Regions from separate parts of the Homo sapiens genome. Here region 1 is linked to region 2. Evidence: chromatin loops called from intact Hi-C (ENCODE). Cell type or tissue: GM12878. All regions are shown on one strand. Links, peaks and the distances in the headings refer to the core of each region. The heading gives the core; the rest is flanking DNA. Region 1 overlaps NTRK2 (neurotrophic receptor tyrosine kinase 2). Region 2 overlaps NTRK2 (neurotrophic receptor tyrosine kinase 2).

What was found. Peaks named below come from ENCODE experiments on the same cell type or tissue, not always from the same donor. Only the 100,000 strongest peaks of a DNase experiment are listed, where the experiment ranks them.
Region 1: a loop joins it to region 2, with 10 times the contacts of the local background. A loop is called at or near these places in 16 of 110 quality-filtered maps.

The regions. Positions count from the first base shown.
Region 1 is chr9:84,696,094-84,699,012 of GRCh38, forward strand. All of the region lies in intron 2 of NTRK2 (neurotrophic receptor tyrosine kinase 2), which reads left to right. Among named protein-coding and RNA genes, the nearest start is that of NTRK2, 28 kb to the left of the region's middle. In GM12878, for the core only: a CTCF peak has its summit at 1,620 (motif pointing right); no DNase peak of the experiment used is centred there.
Region 2 is chr9:84,780,100-84,783,018 of GRCh38, forward strand. All of the region lies in intron 12 of NTRK2 (neurotrophic receptor tyrosine kinase 2), which reads left to right. Among named protein-coding and RNA genes, the nearest start is that of NTRK2, 110 kb to the left of the region's middle. In GM12878, for the core only: a CTCF peak has its summit at 1,538 (motif pointing left); a DNase peak (open chromatin) is centred at 553; H3K27ac peaks cover 535 bases.

The DNA of each region.
Region 1 (2,919 bases), core at 166-2,665, 84 kb before region 2:
TAACTTCTTGGACTCAAGTGATCCTCCCACCTCAGTCTCCCAAGCAGCTGGGACCACAGGCACCTGCCACCATGCCCAGCTAATTTTTAAATTTTGTGTAGACAGGGTATTACTATGTTGCCCAAGCTGGTCTCGAACTCCTGGACTCAAGCCTCCTGCCTTGGCCTCCCAAAGTACTAGGATTACAGGTGTGAGCCACTGTGGCTAGCTGGTTTTTATCACTTAAATAAATAAGTAAATAAGTAGTGGGTTTGAATATGTTGTGTTCTTGTAATCTAAATTAGCTTTTAGATTGGACAAATTTGGGGTTCCAAATCAGCTTTCCACCCCCTTCTGTTATTGTCTTTCCTTTGTTTGCTTGTTTTCTGCATGAGAAGTGAAGCTGTGTCCTATGACGGTGATAAACTCCAGGTGGAGGATCAGTTTGGGTGCCCTAAGTGAGCAGACATTCCTTGAGCATCAGCTCTGTGCTAGGAAACGGAGATCAGTGAGATGAGATGAGGAGCTAGCAATTCAGTTATGGGGTCAGGTAGACTCATAGAAAAATAAAATTGAGGGTACAAAGAGTACCTCCCATTGCTCTAATTCTTAATTGCAAACTTACAAGTGCAATAAATGCTAAAACTGCATGCCAACCGATGGAATAAAAATGTTCTGATTGGAAAAAGCATTTTTGGTGTTGTGTCTACAAATCACTCAAGCAGTCGTGGAGGGTCCTGGGATAGATTTAGATGAGTACATTGATAAGACTCTATCATATAAGATCCAATCTTTAGGGCAATAGTTAATGACCTTGGGATGTAGTAAATGTGCAAAAAATAACAGCAAAAACTGCCCTCATAATATGAGGTCCTAGCAAGAGTCCTGTATATGGACTTGGTAAGGGAGGAAGGCACATTCTGGGCAGAACAGGATGGTTGAAGGCCACCAATGATTCCTGGCAGATTATTAATAAAGGTTGAGGGCCAGGGACCCTGAGGGACTGACGAGGTGAGAGAAATTCCTAAGGAGTACCAAATGAAACAAAAAATCCGAATTCACCATGCCTCTTGGTCACTATTTAAGGGCCGCTGACTTGCCTAAGAGAGCATGCAAGCAACGTCTGCAGGCTGGGGGGTGGAGGGAAGCTCAATTTTCTGAGAAGATGAAAACTCCGTGGACCTCGTGAGATTCCTGTGAGGCAAGTGCGGGGACATGGGCTCTGGGGGCGGAGGGGCTGTGCTTGGAAGCCCCTGGGCCTAAGCTTTCTAGAGCAGTGGGCCTAGGTTAGAGGAGTTTGAGGTTGTCATGGAGAGAAATCTCCTGGTTGGGGTGTGTGCCACAATTCTGGGCCTTCCCACTGCTCCCTTGAGGGAATGGCACCCTTTTTGGAGATGTGTTTTATTAAGCAGAGCTTGACTCGGTGAAGAGCCCACAGTGTCACTGCACTTTAACAGGGGCAGTGGGGAGTGGTTTTCTGGGAAAGAGCCTGCTGCCCGCCTGTCAGTGGCCCTGACCTGGCACTTCCTCTCTCCTTCCTAACCCTGTGCCTTTGGGATCAGTTGCCCTGAGGCAGAGAGCAGGAGAGGCCAGGGCTGTGGAGATCCTCCTGGAGGCAGGTGGAAGTCACCAGGAGGGGGCAGCGCAGCACACACCTTGGTCTTCTGTTTCCATGCGGAGGCTGTGGAGCAGGGAAAGAAAGCTGTTAGCTGTTTGCTGTTTGGGTGGTCCAGGGAACCAAGAACTTGAGCTCGGGTGTGTTTGTCCACTGAGTCACTGAGAAACCCTGGGGTCTGGCTTTCCTGCAGTTATTTCCTTTGTATGGTTGTTGCAGTCTCTGTCTCTCTTTCTTTCCCTCTCTCCCTCCCACCCTTTCTTGCTTGCTGTCTCTTTCTTTTCTTTTTTCTTCATAAATTTTAAAAATTCAAAAAAGTATAATGACATAATAACTTTATATAATTACATTCAGAAATAATAGTTGAATATTTTTAAGCTATTTTTTCTTTTAATAAAATAGTTTAGCAGTTTAATAACATAAATGGTATAAATAGTTTCTGTGTATGTGTGTGTGTGTGTGTAACCCCAGACCCATTCTCCTTTCCCAAGGCCACCTTCCTTGGAATCATCTTTCTATACTTGGCATATCTACTTGACTGTGAACACTATGTGATATTATTTTTTGTGTATTTTTAAAAGTTCACACAGATTGTTTTATGTTACATGTACGTATCAGTATACAATTTTGCTTATCTTCTTTCTCACTTCGCATAGCAGTGTCTTTCTGTTCAAATATGTAGATCTGATTTAATCTAATATATATATATATATATCACCTTATTTTAAACAATGTCTATTTCTTTATGGATGGACACTCGGGTTGTTCCAGCTTTTGACTCTATGACAATGAATGTTGTAATATTCTACTGATCATATTACAATGACTCTTCTTGAGTCCATATGTGAGAACTTCTCTTGGATGAATACCTGGAATAGAATTGCTGGGCCCTGAAGGGTTCTGATTTATAATTTTCCAAGATACAGGCCAAGTGCTTTTCAAAGTAGTTATAACAATTTACACTTCCTCCAACAATTTCAGAGAAATTTCATCACATCCATAGAAATGTTTTACATTGTTAGACTTTAAACATTTTGTCAATCTAGTGGGAGAGGAATAATATGTCATTGTTATTTTAATTTACATTTCACATTTCTTGGGAGATAAGCAACTTTTCATGTTTCTTGGCCACCGAAGTTTTCCCTCTGTGAATTCCCTGTTATTCACCTTACTGGCTTCTTTTCTAACCCTATGATTTGATTCTTCACTTAGTGGTAGCTAAGGAGAGTTTCTTAGGGGGTAGATTTCCTGAGCAGTTTGTAGCTAGCATCTATATTGTGGACATGACTACACGTAGTAGCTTATGAGGGGGAATTCTTAGGATC
Region 2 (2,919 bases), core at 89-2,588:
ACATTTGGTCTGAGCTACGTGTTAGAGTTCCACCAGTACAAGGGAAGAAAAAAAACCTGAGCTATCCCCTTAAAACAGTTGTCATACTATGAACCCCAGGCTCAATCTGACCAGTTGTTTGTTTTTGTAAATAAAGTTTTATTGGAATACAGCCCCATTCATTCATTTATGGATTATCTATGGCTGCTTTCATGGTACAGCAGCAGAGTTGAGTAGCTGTGACAGAGACCTTATGTCTCAGAAAACCTAAAATGTTTACTCTCTGGCCCTTCACAGAAAAGGTTTGCTGACCCCTGCCTTAATGGAACACATAAGCAAAATATCTAATGAAATAACCATCCACCTCCCGGACTTCCACATATTTTGTAATAGGTTGTGGAGATGGGGATCTTGCCCGGTTCAGCTTCTCTGTTTTAGTCAGGCCAGTCCCTAAATCAACGTAGGCAGATGCACAAGCAGTGAGATGGGAGCAGAAGTTCAAACTTAGGGGAATACCAAGGTCCAGCTCTGCGCAACTTTACCTTAAGAGTCTGTGATTCCCTCTGTGTACACTTCCATTTCATATACTAACATGGGTACTGTGTAAAAAGAGAAAGAGACACCTTCAAAGCTACCATCAGGGGTAGCGAATGGTGCTAGACCTCACTGGTCCATAGTTCCTACTTGATTAGGTCTCAGTTAAGAGCTAGTATATTAGATGGTTATACATGGAAACATAGGTGGATGTTTTTTCCTCTCTAAAAGAAAGCTATGAGCTATGAAGTTTTCTGGCTTGGATGGGTCAGTGATAATTTCAGGGGTATGGCAGACTTTGTGATATTTTCTTGGGAAGTAAAAGAAAAAAGGTATGGTTCTGATAAATATTCTGTCAGGAATTCTATATTTGAGTCTTTTTTTTGTTATAACATCACACTAATTTTTTTTATACAAAAGACTGTCAGGGTTCAGGGTGCAAAAGGGTAAATGTGCAGTCTTTGTATGTTCCATTGTCTTTTCTTCCTCTCTTCATAACTTTTGCAGAGAAGGCCAGCCTTGTTTGTATGTTCCGGTGTCCAAACCTTATGTGTACAAAGTAACTGTGTGGTTCAGTCAGAAGAAAGGTGATAGGAGTTTTGAGAAACTGGCATTTTGAAAAAGGGCAATTCCTGCCTCTGTAGGAGTCTTAGTACTTTTAGGATGTCTTAGGAGAACATACAACTGAACACCACCTCTAAAATTAATTTCTACTTACAGCTGAGTGTTTTTATGTATATGTTTTGTTGACGCTTCTTAAGAGTTCATAACATTCTCTGGTATATCATACTTTTCAGATCATAAGTATACTTTTTTCTTACTCATATAATAACTTTTCATATATACAAACATCTAATTCAAGAATTACCCATTAAAGACCTAGCCTTTTTTGCTTCCCGTTGAAAATGTGAATTTTGAGATTAATAAATAATGTATTTTAGTCATTTCAGTATAACATTCTTAACTTTGCCGGTTAAAAACAATACCTATTTTCAATGAGATGAATGCCCCCTGGTGGAAACAGTGGCAAATATTTGCACTGATTTGGGGGGCCCACAGACAACAAGAACAAGCATATCAAGTGTAATGATGGAACAATGTAGGCATATAATTGACATAGCTTAGAGAGTGTCTTTAGTTTTTTAAGTCTATACTTCATTTAAATGCAGTAAATAGAAGATAACATCAAATTGGGAGGGTCAAAACATTCAACAAGGAACTAACTAAACCCTTATTATGGCAATTTCTCTAGCGTCTTTCTTTTCAGCTTGGGAATCTCTTAGCTAGTAAAGTCATTTATATCAAGGCTCTTCGTAACGATTTTTTAATGGAGGAATTTTCAATAATACCTTGGAGGGTGTTCTAAAACTAAATAGTTGTATAAGAGAGAATTGCTTAAAGGATTATAAGATGGCCTCCAAGAAAACACACACACACACACACACACACACACACAAACACACACACCCACAAACAAACACGTCAGTGGGTGAGAGGAGCAGGTTTTGGGATTTAAGCTTCACCAATGACAACTTTATGTTGTTTGTCTCGTTAACTGCCAGACAATCCATCTCTGGTTCCATAGGGAATGCTTACCAAGCCAGGCATGTGAGCTTGCCAGGACTCATGTTTTTATAGAAAGCTTTATTTTGGAAATTTCTAATCTGAACATACTTGAAATCTAATTCTCAGAAAACTTTGGAAAACCATTTAAAAGGAAGCAGGAAAAGGGAAAAGCAAAAGTGAAGTATGAGGCTGTATCCCCTCTATAGGAAACGGAACTGTGAAGAAGCAGAGGTTGCTGGCACGTTCTGCGGCTCTCCCCTCTGCCCCGTCATACCTAGCTTTGCTGTGGCTGTCGCTCTAGCAGAAAAGCTGTGGTATTTTTTCTGCCTCTGCAATTTTCCCACTTGGATGGAGCCTTTGGAAATGAAAAAAACAAATAATCAAGAGCCATCTTGTATTGAAAGCTGATGTTCTGCATACTTAATGGGCTGAATCACCCTTTCCCTTTTCAGATATGGCTCATGTCCATTAAGCCGTGGATATGGCTGATAAATACCATTGTACTTGTCATATCACCAAGTGCCACATTTTCCGAGGCAGTGACGTTTCTTTACCTCAGCATTTGTGAGAGATTGCACTCTGGAGTATAACGGTTCAGGCTGAAGTTGTCTATTAACTTGAAAGGACTTAGAGATATGTTAATGGCTGGGTGGGAACTCAGTTCTTTAGAAATTCTTCTTAAACCAGTACCTTTCATCAAGTCACGATGCTTAATCTTATGTTATCCGTGGCTTATGTCCTGAAGTGGGTGGGAAATGGGGCTTGACTTCCCCAAATGTAAGAAGTGTAATATACAATACTTCTCACATATGAGAGATCAAGAGAAACTACTGAAGCTTC